Linked DNA regions of Homo sapiens: region 2 is linked to region 1. The links are chromatin loops, found by intact Hi-C in ENCODE. Cell type or tissue: endothelial cell of umbilical vein. All regions are shown on one strand.

Evidence for each region. Hi-C counts contacts between places; a loop is a spot of excess contacts. Peaks named below come from ENCODE experiments on the same cell type or tissue, not always from the same donor. Only the 100,000 strongest peaks of a DNase experiment are listed, where the experiment ranks them.
Region 2: a loop joins it to region 1, with 2.6 times the contacts of the local background. A loop is called at or near these places in 3 of 110 quality-filtered maps.

Annotation. Positions count from the first base shown.
Region 1 is chr17:55,579,742-55,587,741 of GRCh38, forward strand. It overlaps LOC102724732 (a long non-coding RNA gene), which reads right to left. Exons shown (of 3, transcript XR_429997.4): 2 at 4,679-4,782; 3 at 829-1,061. Among named protein-coding and RNA genes, the nearest start is that of SMIM36, 72 kb to the left of the region's middle. In endothelial cell of umbilical vein, no CTCF peak of the experiment used is centred here; a DNase peak (open chromatin) is centred at 4,620.
Region 2 is chr17:55,759,593-55,767,592 of GRCh38, forward strand. It overlaps PCTP (phosphatidylcholine transfer protein), which reads left to right. Exons shown (of 6, transcript NM_021213.4): 2 at 7,743-7,860. Among named protein-coding and RNA genes, the nearest start is that of PCTP, 13 kb to the left of the region's middle. RefSeq lists a silencer at 4,316-4,610. In endothelial cell of umbilical vein, no CTCF peak of the experiment used is centred here; DNase peaks (open chromatin) are centred at 1,619 and 4,459; H3K27ac peaks cover 1,311 bases.

The DNA.
Region 1 (8,000 bases):
TATATCTATATCTACATTTATCTGTCCTTTTTTTTTTGAGACAGGGTCTTGCTCTGTTGCCCAGGCTGGAGTGCAGTGGTGCGATCTCAGCTCACTGCAACCTCTGCCTCCAGGTTCAAGTGATTCTCCTGCCTCAGCCTCCCAAATAGCTGGGATTACAGGTGCACACCACCACCCCTGGCTAATTTTTATATTTTTAGTAGATATAGGATTTCACCATGTTGGCCAGGCTGTTCTTGAACTCCTGACCTCAAGTGATCCACTTGCCTCGGCCTCCCAAAGCGCTGGGATTACAGGTGTGAGCCACTGTGCCCAGCCTGTGTATTTTTATGTAAATTTAAGGTAAAAAGTAGCACCATTGCGTGCCTTTTCAAAATTGCTCTTTGTTGTATCTTGCATATTATTCCTCACTGATGAGAAATTCTGATAAGATAAATACCACTGAGCAACTATAATTCATGGGAATACTTTGTTTAAGGTTCATGCCTAAATTTCTGTATCACAGATTCCCAAGTCTGAAATTATCTGAAATTATAGCCCATATCCAAATATGCAGCCGCTAAACTCAAGTTAGAACTGTGATTCTTTCTTAGCTGCGTCTTTATTTTCTGTAAATGTGAGAGGATTGCATAAAATAATCACTGGCACTATGGTTAGGCCAAGTATTCTTTGATTCTCAGGTTTCTCATCTGATTTAATTAATCTTTTTTATGGACTACAGTAATGACCCCACTGGACAAGACGATTCATGAGGATTGGAACTTCATCTATTTTCTTTATGCTTTATTCCTCAGCATGAAGTTTTGCACATATTAGGCACTCAATAAGTAAGTATAGAATTAGCATTTATTGAATCTCAATAATATAACCCCAGACATCAGATTTGTCTCTATTCATCAGCCACACAGATCTGATCATGATATTCTTCCACTTCACAATCTCTGAATGGACTCGCATTGCCTACTTAGAAAGTGAAATCTAAATCCCTTCCAATGGCATCTAAGGGCATTCACAATCCAGTTCGCCGTACGTGATGATGTAGTAAAATGTCAGCCAGGAAACTTAGGAAGAGAGGAAAAACAGAAAGTATTAGTACCATTTCCGCCACTCTGCCCTCTGTACAACAGCCACATTAAACTATTTATTGTGACTTATTATTATGACTATGAAACTGTCATTTCATTGCTCCATCCACCAATTTTGAAAGTGATACCTTTTTACAAGTTTGATTTGCATCTCCAGTAAATGTAGAGAGCTGAGATTTCCCCACATATTTTAAGTAAATGACTTTGTTTTTGTCATTTTTGCTATGGGTATATGGGTATTTCATTTTTTCTGTTATTAATATGGGCATTTTGCTGATTTGGAGCTTGTGTTTAATTCTTAATATATGACTACTACTAATTTTTATGATAAATCCTTTACATAATCTTAACACTCCATTCATTTGTTCTTTTAACTATTGTTTCATAATTTTTTCTTTATTTTAAAATATTTTAGTTTGTGTAATCCAAACTTTTTCTGGAAGTCTGAAAATAATTTATCTTCTCTAAACAATGAAAAAATATATGCTATTGGTTATATGTGTTTTACATTAATTATTAATATTCCGCTATTCAAAATGTCTGTTCAATTTCTCCTATTAGTTTACTAAATTTATACCTATGATATCTGTATGCATTTAGCAAAATTAAACTTTGAAATAATTAAAAATGGTATAATTTAGCATTTCCAACTTCTTCCTCTTGCTCTTATTTTTATTTGATCTGTTGCTAACTATATTTCCTTTGGCTTATAGTTGAATGTTTGAAAGTTCAAGTTTTTCTTTTTTATTTCCACTTGGACTTTATCTTGTCATTTTTAAGCTAAAGAAGTTAATTGCTGAATTTTTTGAGTCCTCAAAAAAGCTTACTGAAAGTTTATGGGAAACTGAAAAGATGTGGAGATTTCTAGGCAGCTGAAAGTTTTAAACATTTTTTTACTTATTGTAAAATTTCCTTCCTTCCTTCCTTCTTTCCTTCCTTCCTTCCTTCCTTCCTTCCTTCCTCCCTTTCTCACTTTCTCTCTTTCTTTCTTTCTCATAATCTTGCTCGGTCACCCAGGCTGGAGTGCGGTGGCATGATCTTGGCTCACTGCAATCTCTGCTTCCTGGGTTCAAGAGATTCTGCTGCCTCAGACTCATGAGTAGATGGGACTACAGGCATGTGCCACCATGCCCAGCTAATTTATTTTATTTTTTGTATTTTTAGTAGAGATGGGGTTTCACTATTTTGGTCAGGGTGGTCTTGAACTCCTAACCTCAGGTGATCCACCTGCCTCAGCCTCCCAAAGACTGGGATTACAGGTGTGAACCACCGCGCCCGGCCTGTAAAAGTAGTTTCTATACTTTCATTTAACTGGACAATCCAAATAATAATTTCATTTTCATTCATGTCAATTGAGAAGTGCAGTACCACATTCCCTGACATCAGGGAACTCTCCATCTAGTTAGGAGCGCAGAAGAGGAACAGATAATGAACAATACTGCAATTCATTAAGGGCCCTGCTAGCTGTATGAGTAATGCACTACAGGAGTGTAGAGGTAAGAAATTATAGCACTTAACCTTTCTGAAGTAGAGAATTCTATGATGACTTCATTAAGAAAATCACCTTCCCAGAATTTTAAGACTGAGTAGATCACAGCCAGTAGGAAAAGGATATTTTACCTAGGTCATACTCATTGTATTATGGCTTGGAAGAATGTTTCCTTTCTAAGTATTTTACTTTTAGAGAGGTGATAGTGCCTTTGATTTTTCTCAATGCTTTTGTCCCTTGGCTATGCTACTGAGTGTGAACAAATTTCCTATTGTCTAAGGGACTGGTCATGAGATATAGGATACCACTGTTATAAAACTGTTTCTTTCTAGGGTTTTTGTTTTATTTACTAATGGGATTCATCCAGCATTTTCCAGTGTTTTCCATGGTAATTAGGGCTGAAGGATGCGCTAAGGAAACAAAAGTTCAAATATTTGCAAATAGCCACATGTGATTCCTTTCTTGGAGATTAACAATGCATAGCTCTAACAGTGAGGTTAAAAAATCATACTGGCAGGCACTAGATTTCATCTTTAAAAAAGTGTTGTATTTCTTTCATAAAATACCTTTATAAGCTGCTAGGAGAAGAAAGTGTGGCACCGAGGACTTGGGTTAGCAAGATACAAAATCGCGCAAGAGACAACTAACTCACTGTGCATTGGAAATGCAAAGGAATTTGAGGGTGGAAGAAGAGTAGAGAAAATTTGAGGGTGGGAGCAAGAGAAAGGAGAAATGAGTATGACTCAGTGATGTGGTGGATTTTAGTTATTTGCATTGCTGCCATGTCTGTTTATTATAGTCTGTTGCACACACCAAGAACTTGTACAAGAAGAATGTAACTGATTTTTGCATGTAGATCAACACCAGACTGGAATTAGAGTAAGGCACAGTAAAGAACAAAGATTCAGAGAAAGCCAGAAGACAGATCCATTGGTGATTACAGGCATGTAAACCTTGTAGTATTTCATTGAAATCACGGGGAAGATAATGGATTTTACCTCAAGGCAAAAAGAAGGGGTTCATACAATCTTTTTTTAATCTTAAAATACAGGAGACCACAGCTGGCACGGGGATTGTATGCATGCAGTAAATGTGTTATTTTTATAATCAGATTAATTAAAGATTCTGTTTTTATTTCTAAAAATAATTCTCAAATTTTGTTTTGCTCTGATAGGCTTTTGGTAGGTATTTGGCAGCAGAGTACTCCACAAGACTATCTTCTCCAAGATTATAAACCCCACGAAGTGTCTGGAATGTAGCTATTTAAGGTTGCCTATTACAAATACACATGTCTTAGTAGATAGTCGAGCTGAGGTAAGGCTGACATTTTTAAGTGCAAATTGTTAAGTCTGAGAAGCACAGGTGATGAACACAAGGATATCTCACCACTTCTATTAGGTGGCCTAAAGGAGTGTCCTCAGTTCAGCATCTCACAACAATCAATATATTGGTTTAGGCTTAAAACATTCTTTAACTTATTCCTGATTTTCTTTTGTTTGGGAGAACCAGGGAGCTGGAACCTCACCTAATTGCAACTTTTAAGGTCATTATCTATTCTTGAAAACGTATTCATACTGTTTATATTTCATTTTCAACCATCTTGATCCCTGGAAATACACTGTTTGGTCCCTAGGTTCACCTATCACCTTTAGGTCATGACCACAGGTCTACAGATTTAACCTCCATGCCATGGATTGGCCTTGGACCTAGAGTTCTCTTAGATCTGGTATACCACAGCTTCCTGGAACTTCTCCTGGTGCTTTGCTTCTACCCACATGGGTAGGTGCTTTGCTTCTACCCAATCTCTGCCTCAAGAGTCCAGGTAGCATAGGGGTTAAGAGTGTGCAATTGGGTGCCAAATGGTTGACTTCTAATCTTGGCTTGGCTGTTTAGTAACAGTGATTGTGTAAGTGATTTGACCTCTCTAACTCTCAGTGACTCATCTATAATGCGGGAATAAAAATACTTCCTTCCTCAGAGATTGTTGTGAAGATTAATTAGATAACGCATGAAAAATCCTAGTACATTCTCTAGCATATCATAAGTGTTCAGTAAACAAAAGCTGTAACTTTATGTATTATTTCAATTTCTATTTTCCTCCTACCTTCTTTGGTGCTTTTGTTGGGCTGACAACAGAGCCTGCTGAACCTCCATCAGTTCCCACACTTTCCCTTCTTGTCAGCAGGATGCAGTAGAAAGAGCATGGACCTGGAAATGTGATAGACCTAGTTCAGAACTGTGCTTACACAACTTTTGTGAACTCATGGCCTTGTATTGTATAATATTTAATGTCCTGAAGCCTTAGTTTCCTCACCTATAAAGTGGAGATAATAAAACAAACTTATAGAGGTTGTTGAAAATTAATAGATATCCTCACCCTTCCCACTCCAGTGAGCAAGGTGCCTTGCCCATAGTCAATTGTTATTGAAAACAAGCACCCCACTTTTTCCTCGTATCTAAATTTCTTTCAGATTCCACCCAGGTCATCCAAATTCTGATCTGGGATCAACACTGCTCTCCTCCTATTCCTACCTTACCAGAAAGGCCATATCTTTAGGCCTTATGCAAGGATACACTAGTAGAATGGTGAAAACCTGGATTTGATTCCTACTTTTCCCCATGTTTGTGCTCAGTAACTTCAGGTAAGTTTTTAAATTTCTGACATTTAATTTTCTTCTTCTTAAAATAGAGAGAATGAAACTCATTTCAAAAGGTTGTTGTGGAGATCAACTTAAATTTGCTTACGTAGTAAATTTTGAACACCTGCTATGTGCCAGCCATAGTGCAAGGTACTGGGATTTCAATAGTGAGCCACCTAGAGAGTGCAAGTGTATGGTGCTTAGCACAGTGCCTGGTGTACAGGAAGCATGAACATGTAATGTATGTCATCATCATCATCATCATCTCCACATCATGCTACATAAGCACAGAATAATTCAATAAATTAATTACAAATAAAATAAATACATTTTCTATAAAATATATTTATATAAAATGTAAATAAAATAATTACATTTTAAATTCTCTAATCCAAATCAAAATAAATAAATCTTTGAATTATTATAGGAATTCTTGGGAGATATGTCTTCTCACAGAGGTTTCCGTGATCCCCATGAGCATCTAGCTACAGTTAAAAGCCACAGTAATGTAAAAATGTATTCAAATGATGCCAACATACAACTGAGGTTGTAAACCACTGGTGTAGAGTCTACTGTAGTGTAGTTAGTACCTGACTGAAGGAGATGAGTAGGCCAGGTTGTCCTAAAGAACTAATAATATTTTCAAAATTAAGTGATTGAACAGTGGAATGGATAAATTGTGGTATATTCATATAATGGAATACTACACAGCAATGAAAGAGATCTTGTTAAATGTAACAAAGAGGAAATCTCACAAATATTATATTGGCCAAAAGATGCCAGATGGCAAAAAGAGTACATACTGTATGATTCAATGTATATGATGACAAAGACAGACAAAACTAATCCATGATGACAGAAGTCAGCATAGTGGTTCCCTCCAGTGGTGGGTATTGATTGAGCAGGTTATGAAGGAAGCTTTATAGTTAGATAGACAGATAGATAAACAGCTTTGTTTAATTCATACACACATACACATGTGTGTGCACATGCACGGAAATTTACCAAGGTGTTTATTGAAGATACGTGTACATTATCAAATGTAACATTTACATCAATAAAATATAAATTAAAAATTAGGTAATAAATATCTGCATTAGTCTGTTTTCATACTTCTGTAAAGATACTACCTGAAACTGGGTAGTTTATAAAGGAAATAGGTTTAATTGACTCAGTTCCACATGGCTGGGAAGGCCTCAGGAAACTTACAATCATGGTGGAAGGTGAAGGGGAAGTAAGGACCTTTTTCACATGGCAGCAGGAGAGAAGAGCCAGCCAGAGCAGGGAAAACTGCCTTATAAAACCATCAGATCTCATGAGAACTCACTCACTATCATGCGAACAGCATGGGGGAAACTGCTCCCATTATCCAATCACCTCCCACCAGGCCCCTCCTTTGACATGTGGGGATTACGGGGATTATAATTCAGTATGAGATTTGGGTGGGATACAGCCAAACCATATTGGTATCTGTATAGACCTCTCACTCTCTCTGATATATAGTGTGTGTGCATATATATAAATATACATATATATTGTGTGTATATATACATATATAGTGTGTGTATATGTATGTGTATATATACATGTGTGTATATGTATGTGTATATATACATACTATATATGTATATTGTATATATGAATGTATATTGTATATATATAGAAATATGAATAATAATATATACATATTTCTCTCTCTCTCTCTTTCTTATTTGCCTTTCAGTTCTTGCTTGGTTGATGCTGGCATCATTAAATTTTTATCATTAAATTTTGTTTGTGTTTTCCAAGTGTTTTTACTCTTCTCTGCCTTTCTCAGGCTTCCCAGCAGCACTTAGTGAGGAGGAGGCTGATCAATGGGTGGTGGGGAAAGTAGCTGAGCAAACATAAAGGTAGACTTGAACTTAAACTGCACTGTCAATCGTCAGTCATTCTTAAAGTGGGTCATCTGTATATAGATGATCACTTGTTATAAGGGGATGTTAACAATTTTTTCCCTTGGAGTTGGCAGTGGAGCACTGGGGTGTCTCACACTGGCCCAGAAGAACATAGAATAATGGTAGTGACAAGATGCAGGTTTTTAGTTCTCCAAGTTATTATCTGAGTATGTGATAATGGCCTTGGGTGTGTTGGGATAGGATAGAGGTAAGAATAGGGAGGAAAAATACGGGCTGAGAACACTTTCCTACATACAGATTTTGGCATCTGCCATCCTTTTCTTTAGATTTGGTTGATACCAGAGAGGGTAAGAGATGGTGCTGGCCCAATTTCCTGTCTCTTTATGACTTGGCAGTGGAGAGTGGCCATGCTGGTGCCTGTGTAGAGTATGGCTTGCTCCCAGAAGTTTGAAAAAGAAAGTAATCGATAATCAGACACTCACTATGTTATATGTGACTATGTGCTCTGAAAATTCACTTCCCAGCTGGGCCTGCAGCCATGGAGAGGAGAAGAGTGGAGGCAATCACCAAGGTCTATAATGGATTTTTTTTTTTTTTAAGAGCAGATGAGAAGGAGAAAGAGAGAAATAGGGCTAGAACAAAAGAGAAAATAGAAACTGAGTGGTGCTGGGAAGGTAGAAAAGACAGAAACCAATTACTAAAGAATAGCTGCTTGACAACCTCCAAATCATAATTAGGAGAGACTTCCTGGCCTCACATTTTCCACATAAACACTCAGGCACTGGGCAAAGTTAATGGGTCCCTGACTGCTGCACAAGAGAGAGCCTCTGTCCAAACCCAGCAGTGATTGACGTCACAGACGGAGTGTCTCAGAGTAATGTGCTCCGCTCCC
Region 2 (8,000 bases), 180 kb after region 1:
TGTTTCCTGTCCCTCTGAGGAATGGAAATGAGCGCTTCTGTGAGAGGCAAAGAGAACTCAATGCACACTCATGAGTGCATTCACAGGATTTGAGAATATGTGATTTATCAAGACCACCTTGTAGTTAGTGGTGTAAATTCAGATAAACACCATAAATTGGAGGTAATGAGTGGTGCCTTTCTCCAGGCCTGGATGGGTGATGGGACATCTACAGGAGATTACTCCTGTGTGGGGATTGCAAGTGTCATTTGCAAACATTACGACATTTTGACACATCTCATATGTAAATGCATAGCATCTCTTTCAGAGTTTATTCTGTTTGGGACAAATAAGTGTACTGTTGACAATAATATTTCTCAGAATACTTTAACCTTGTAAATATAATTGAAAACAAATTGCACAGATGTTTTTTTTCACGCATTTGAATCACCATTGCTGAGAAATATACCAGTTTAATGTTTCGACAAGTTAGCCAGCACGATAGCATCTCAAAAATTAGTGATAACAGTAACAGATTTCCTGGCCATGCATTCCCCTGTCTCCAGCCTCCATTTCTTCACTTATAAAGTGGAGTTAATGATGCTTACATCACAGGATTATTGCAAGTATTCATGATTAAGCCCAGCCTGGCTTAGAGCAGGTTCACTGTAGATATTGGTTTTCCTGAAAATGTACATTACAGTTCTGAATCCCAGTTCTTTAATCTGGAAAAAGGAGATTATCGTACCTACCTTGTTAATGAAATAGTAACCTACCTTATTAATGGGAATGATATCTAATATTTACTAAGTACTTATTATGTGCACCACATAATAGAACTTTAGATGGATTATCTAGTTTAATCCTCATAATCATTCCATGAAGTAGAAACTTATTAGACCCATTTTGCAGGTTAGTAGTGGAAGAGGTTAGATTCTACCCAGACGGTGAATCTGAGCCCATGCTATTACCACCACACTGTCTTTTCTGACTAGCTTTTCTGATTTATGAGACAGCACTTTGGAATAGTATATGGAAAAACTTGGCACAGTACCTCATCTGTTGAAAGTGATAATATTCATCTTTCTCTATACCTGCCTTTCTCCTGGTTCCTTTCTGAACCCTTCAGAAGCAGCATCTAAAAAAAAATACTTCTTCTGGCCCTTTGGAGGCCTGTTGGGCAAACACACCAGGCTTAGGGACTCAGGGGAGCATCTCAGTGGGAGGTCCGTTCTGGGTGGCCTGGAGCAGGAGTACTGGCTTAGGGAAGGAAAGGGTTCCCATCCAGGCTTTGCCACCAACAGCGTCATCAGCTGACTCTTGGCAAGTCACTCACATTACACAGCTAAGCTAAGACCCCTTCCTGCTCTAAGATCCTGTGTGATGGGTCTTCTTTATCTTTATCATTAGTTTGTGGTCTGGAACAATGATTTGGGAATGACATGCAGAGAAAATACAGCTAAATAAGGAGACATTGTAGGGAATAGAAGGGGCCAGTGTGCAAAGACACACCATTTCTTTCTGTCTGTCCTGTTACTAGCTGTAGGACTTAGGCAAGTAAGTTGGCCTTTCTAAGCATCATTTCCTTCTGTAAAGGTAGAGATAACACCAACTTCCCTATCTACATCACAGGGCTATCTTAGCTGTTACATGAGAGAATGAATATAAAACGTTGGAAAGTGGACCATGCTTAGAAAAACAATGACTAGTATTATTGAAAGAATTTGTAGCAGGTCAAAGGGATTAGAAAACTCCTTCAAATACAAAATACATGACTTTTGTTGTATTGTTAATAAATCATCAAGGGAAACAGAATCCAGTCTGCAGTCAAGTAGAAGCCTCTGCCTGGTTTCTTCTTGGGATCAAGATATAGTGAATACCAGCTGGTATTCACTATATGTACTATAGCAGGTATATATAAAAATATATATACCTACTGGCATTATATATACACATATATATCTGCTGGTATTATATATAAAATATATAATATATAAATATATGTAATATATATTCTATATATAACATTATATTTATGTAGAATAATATTTCTATATATATTTATATATATTTTTTCTGAGTTAGTTATTCAAAGGAGACAGTACTTTTTATAACATGGCATGTAGGGTCTTGTACGCATTTGTGCAAAACTAAATGTTGTATCTCAATTTAATATCCATTAAAGTGTCCATTATCTCTTCCTTGACAGTACATTTTAGCAACATTTATGTACTTCTGTACTGTTTTAATGAATTTATGTATAATTATATTTCTTGTAAATATTCATAAGTCTTACCAGCACTATTCTGTCAGTCTACTTTTTTACCTTGATGTCAGATTTTTAAAAATAAATCTGGACTTGGTAAGGAGAGACTTGTATTCAAATGGATTATTTCAAGGAGTTAGGGAAAGAAGTATTACAGTAGGAAAAGTGCTTTGCCGATAAGCTCTGCAGGCATCTTGGGAGTTGCAGAGCCGTTCTTTTATAAAGAGGAGCAAAGAACGTTAGAAAGAACCATATGCGGGGATGTGGGATGAAAGGATGGCATGATCGGATAGCAGATCAGAGAATACTTTTCCCTGAGCCCAGCCTGTTTTCAGGAGGGACTGTATGCTGGCTCAGGTTTAGGATGGGCCAAAGTTCAGGGGCCTGGAGGAAGGAGAAAAGTTCAACCAGTTGGGTTAACAAGCATTTTGTTCTGGTTGATCAGTGGGGGTGGGCAGCTTAGCTAATCATTTATAAGACAAAGAAAGGGAAATCTGGAGGGTCTGTGTCTGGCCTTGTCATAGGTAAACGGGGGCATCCGTGAGTCTTATCTAAGTCATATGGGGAAGGGTAGTGGATCTTCACAGTAAACTTTATGAAACACAAAAGGTAGGGGATTTCTTAACCTTCACTGTAATCTAGGATGACAGGGTTCAAATAAAATTCAGCATTGTTGATAAGGACCACTATGTCAATTAGGATTGTTTTTAGCTACAAGTAATAGAAAATTGGACAATCAATGACAAACAGAGGCATGTTTATCTCACCTAATAAATAGGTCAGAGTTCTACCTATTGGTAGAGTTTGCTGTCATTGATTTAGCATTCAGTGATGCCAGCAACCCTCTGAGTCTTTCTACTCTGTTTCTCATGTTGATTGCCTCTTGGTCATAGGATAGTTGCAGCAGTTCCAACCATCATGTCCACATTTAAAACAGGGATAAGTCACACGGCTACCTCTCCCTGCAGAGGAGACCAGGGAAGTTATTGGCTGTTTACATTGCCACGGGGTTCTCTTAATAAGGAGAAGGAGTGTTTACCACATCAAGTCTTATGTTTCTTCTGGCAGTTGCATTCTGTACATGATACTGGCTAATTCTCTACTTCCAACATAATCCTTTTACTATTTGAATTGTAGGAAACTAAATGTCTTATAACTGGAGCATTAGAAAAGTATCCATTATATTTTAGTCTAGATAAGGAAATTGAGCCACTGTTAGAGGTGGTTTTCTGGAGGAGCTTCAGGAAAAGCCAAGAATCTCTTGAGTAAGCTTCTTTGGAGTCATTTATTCAAATGTTAGTAAGCTTGGAAAAATAAAACCGATATTGCAAAAGATTTATATCTCTAATTTTAAGAGATCTTACACATCAGATCTTATTATAGTAGCAATAAAAGTTTTGCCAAATAAGTTTTGCTTTTTCATATCAAATTGTTTGTATAAACAATGGTGCCCAACGCTGGTGAGATGCTCCTTTGGAACTGGTGAGAGGAACTGGTGAGAGTACACACTTGGTGCACACGTTCTGCAAGGTTTGTAAAAAGTATAAAGAGCCTTAAAATGTTAATCTACTTATCCTAAAATTTATCTGTAAGAAAACATTTGTAGTAAAAAAAAAAATAGAATTATGGACCAATTATTCTATACAAACATAAATATTCTGGAAATTTTTTTTCATAAAAATATTTGGAAACAAATTTTTTTGGAGAATAATTGAGTTAGGTATGGAGTCTTCATAACCTCAGTATAATATTTAGTTAAAAATAAGAATACAAACTATTTATACCATGTGATTCCCGTTTGATAATGTACAGATGTATTTATTTACTTAAAGGAAATATGTCAAATATTATCAGTAGATATTTTTGGATTATGGGGTTACATGTCACCTTTTAAAAATTCTTTTTGTCATTTTTATAAACTTTTTAATTATAAAAAACTATTTTTTAAAATATGAAGTAAAAATGAGTGTGGTTGCTGAGATCCTTTTTAAAAAGAAATAATGGGTGAGAAAATGCTTTGATTCAAGAATGTGGACCAGGCTGTTCAGCGCTTGGACATTGTATTGATGAAGTAGGAAAGGTGTTGCCGTGTTATGGAGCATTTGGTTCCTCTGGAGCTCTGGCATTGCTCAGTTCTGCCTCGAAGGGAATGTTTAAAGGAAGTTGTCGCAATCGTTCATTCTTCTGTACTCACGCAAATTATGGTTGTTCTATTTTTCTCTTCCTTGAGAACTTCCTGTTCTCATTGTCTGTGCCATATAACAGGATGGAAGTCACTATGGGTTGTAACTACATTCAGGAGAAGAAGAGAACCAGTGTAAGGGAACAGTGTGTTTTAATTTATGCAGATATCCAATGCTAACTTATTTAAAGGTTGGGGAGGTCATTATCTTAACACATAAGAATTCTTGTTGCTTAGAATGTGTGGAAAACAAGGCCTCAGTTTTCTTGAATAATTGCTATTTGTCTCCCTTCCAAAGCCTATGATGAAAACAAGTGTGTATGAGTGTAAATGTGTGGGTATGTATAAATCCTTACTAAGTTCAATTGTGTGTGTGAGGGGAGGGGGCAAGAGAGAGAAGATGTTTATCTTCCTGACATCTCTCATCAGACCCTGAGGTCTGCCCTTCTACTGGGGCATCCATGGCATGGCACATAAGGGGTTCAGATAGACTAGTTTGATATTTGCTGGTTGGAAATTCTTGGTATAAAATCACATGCTTTTAGAGCTGGAAGATTCTTATGGATTCATTTTCAATTTTACATTCATTTTTTGCCAGGTACTTTCACATACATCTGAGATTCCTAAACCGGGATGTATTTATCCCTAGGTTATACCACCCAAGCTAGAAGACCCTTAAAGCTTCAGGATCTCTAGAAAGATTCAGCATGTTTATTCCTTGACTTCCCCTCAGGCCATGGCACAGTGTTTACAGAGAGGGCTTCATTCATGCATGATTAACCAGTAACACGGCCTTAGCACATGGATGCAAGAGTTCATCCAAAAGTTTATGTTCGTTCATTTGTTTCTTTGCCTTTGTGTTGAAATTAATCTAATAGCCATTGCTTTAATTTTAATAATAGAGCCTTTAGGCAAAGCTGAGGGTCAGGAATTGTAAATTGCCACCGTACAGAGAGTGAAATGTGTGATGGGGCAACTCTAGGCCAGGACCCTCATGGACAAGAATATGGCTTACCAAGGAAACAAGGGAACTCTCTTGTACTTTGGAATCTAGAAAGGCCTTTTCCCAAATCAAAGGAACTTATATGATTTGAAGCAGATTTCTTTTGTTTTTCATTTTCAGTCTTTTATACAGAATCAAAAAGAAGCAGTTGTTGAAAAATTCTGTCTTGGAATTGATAAAACAATGTGTTGGGTTTCACTATGCCACATGGCTATTTAAAATATAACCTCTCTCGAGAACTGTAGCTGCCTATGTGACACCCTTACTTGGATGCTTAATAAACATCTTAAACTCAACTTGTTCAAAAGAGAACTCTTAATTACCCCAAAAGCCCACCAATCACCTCTTCTCCAAGTTTTTTTTCTGTCTTAGAAGATGGCATTCCCATCTGCCCAACTTGGGTTATGAAAGTTATCCTTGATTCTTTGCTTTCCCTTTCCCCAGGATCTATCAGGAATTCCTTTTTACTTTACCTCCAAAATATATCCTTAAATCACTGACTCCTCGCCATCACTGTTGTTACTTCCCTGTTCAAATCACCATCATTTCTTATCTGAACTATTGCACTGGTCTTCTCACCCATCTCCTTGTTCTCTGATGATCTATTTTCTACCAAGCAGCAAGAATCACCTTTAAAAAATTAATTTGATTGCGTCATTCTTAAACTGAATTACGAATCAGATCTGGTCATCCCTCTGTTTAAAGCCATCCATTAGTTTTCCATAGCAATGAGAATAAAATCTTTACCTCTTACCCTGGTTTACAAAGTCCTTGGGGTCCAGCCCTGACAAACTCTCTAACCTCAGCTCCTGCCACTCTCTCTTTTATCCAGAGTTCTCCAGACCCCAGGTTCTTTAAAGATGCCAGCCCACCAATCTGAGGACCTTCCTTCTACCAGGAACGGGCTTTTCCTATCTTCCTATGGCTGGCTTCTTCCAACATTTGGAACAAGATGCTCTGATAAATGTTAACTCTCATAGAGGCCTTTCCTGATCACCTGATTACATAGATGTCCTCCCCATCCCCGCCCTTGCAAGGCATCATTTATCACACAACTCTTCTTACCCTATTTAAATTACCTAGATGGCACTTATAGCTATCTCTAGCACTGCTGCCTACCTGAATTTAAGATCTCTGAGAGCAGGGCCTGCACCTGCTTTTTTATCATTGTGTCACCAAGACCACAGAGGAGGTCAGTGTTTGGTGTGGCATGAACGTCGTCATCAGCTGCTTTTCTTTTTTTTTTTTTTTATTATACTTTAAGTTTTAGGGTACATGTGCACAATGTGCAGGTTAGTTACATATGTATACATGTGCCATGCTGGTGTGCTGCACCCATTAACTCGTCATTTAGCATTAGATATATCTCCTAATGCTATCCCTCCCCCCTCCCCCCACCCCACAACAGTCCCCAGAGTGTAATGTTCCCCTTCCTGTGTCCATGTGTTCTCATTGTTCAATTCCCACCTATGAGTGAGAATATGTGGTGTTTGGTTTTTTGTTCTTGTGATAGTTTACTGAGAATGATGATTTCCAATTTCATCCATGTCCCTACAAAGGACATGAACTCGTCATTTTTTATGGCTGCATAGTATTCCATGGTGTATATGTGTCACATTTTCTTAATCCAGTCTATCATTGTTGGACATTTGGGTTGGTTCCAAGTCTTTGCTATTGTGAATAGAGCCGCAGTAAACATATGTGTGCATGTGTCTTTATAGCAGCATGATTTATAGTCCTTTGGGTATATACCCAGTAATGGGATGGCTGGGTCAAATGGTATTTCTAGTTCTAGATCCCTGAGGAATCGCCACACTGACTTCCACAATGGTTGAACTAGTTTACAATCCCACCAACAGTGTAAAAGTATTCTTATTTCTCCACATCCTCTCCAGCACCTGTTTTTTCCTGACTTTTTAATGATTGCCATTCTAACTGGTGTGAGATGGTATCTCATTGTGGTTTTGATTTGCATTTCTCTGATGGCCAGTGATGGTGAGCATTTTTTCATGTGTTTTTTGGCTGCATAAATGTCTTCTTTTGAGAAGTATCTGTTCTTGTCCTTCACCCACTTTTTGATGGGGTTGTTTGTTTTTTTCTTGTAAATTTGTTGGAGTTCATTGTAGATTCTGGATATTAGCCCTTTGTCAGATGAGTAGGTTGTGAAAATTTTCTCCCATTTTGTAGGTTGCCTGTTCACTCTGATGGTAGTTTCTTTTGCTGTGCAGAAGCTCTTTAGTTTAATTATGTGGAATGCAGCTTTCTCTCAACTTGGGAACCAATAGACATTTCTACCTGTTCTGTTTTTATAGAAGACTGGACTTTATGAGTATAAAGTCTTTGGTGTTCTGGAGGACTGCTCACCAACTCTACTGGCAGACATCTATATGGACTCAGATTACAGAAAACAATGGGACCAGTATGTTAAAGGTGAGTGATGCTTGCTTTTCTTTTTTTTTTAGACGTACTTTCACTTTTGTAGCCCAGGGTGAAGTGCAAAGGTAGGATCTCAGCTCACCGCAATCTCCGCCTCCTGGGTTCAAGCGATTCTCCTGCCTCAGCCTCCTGAG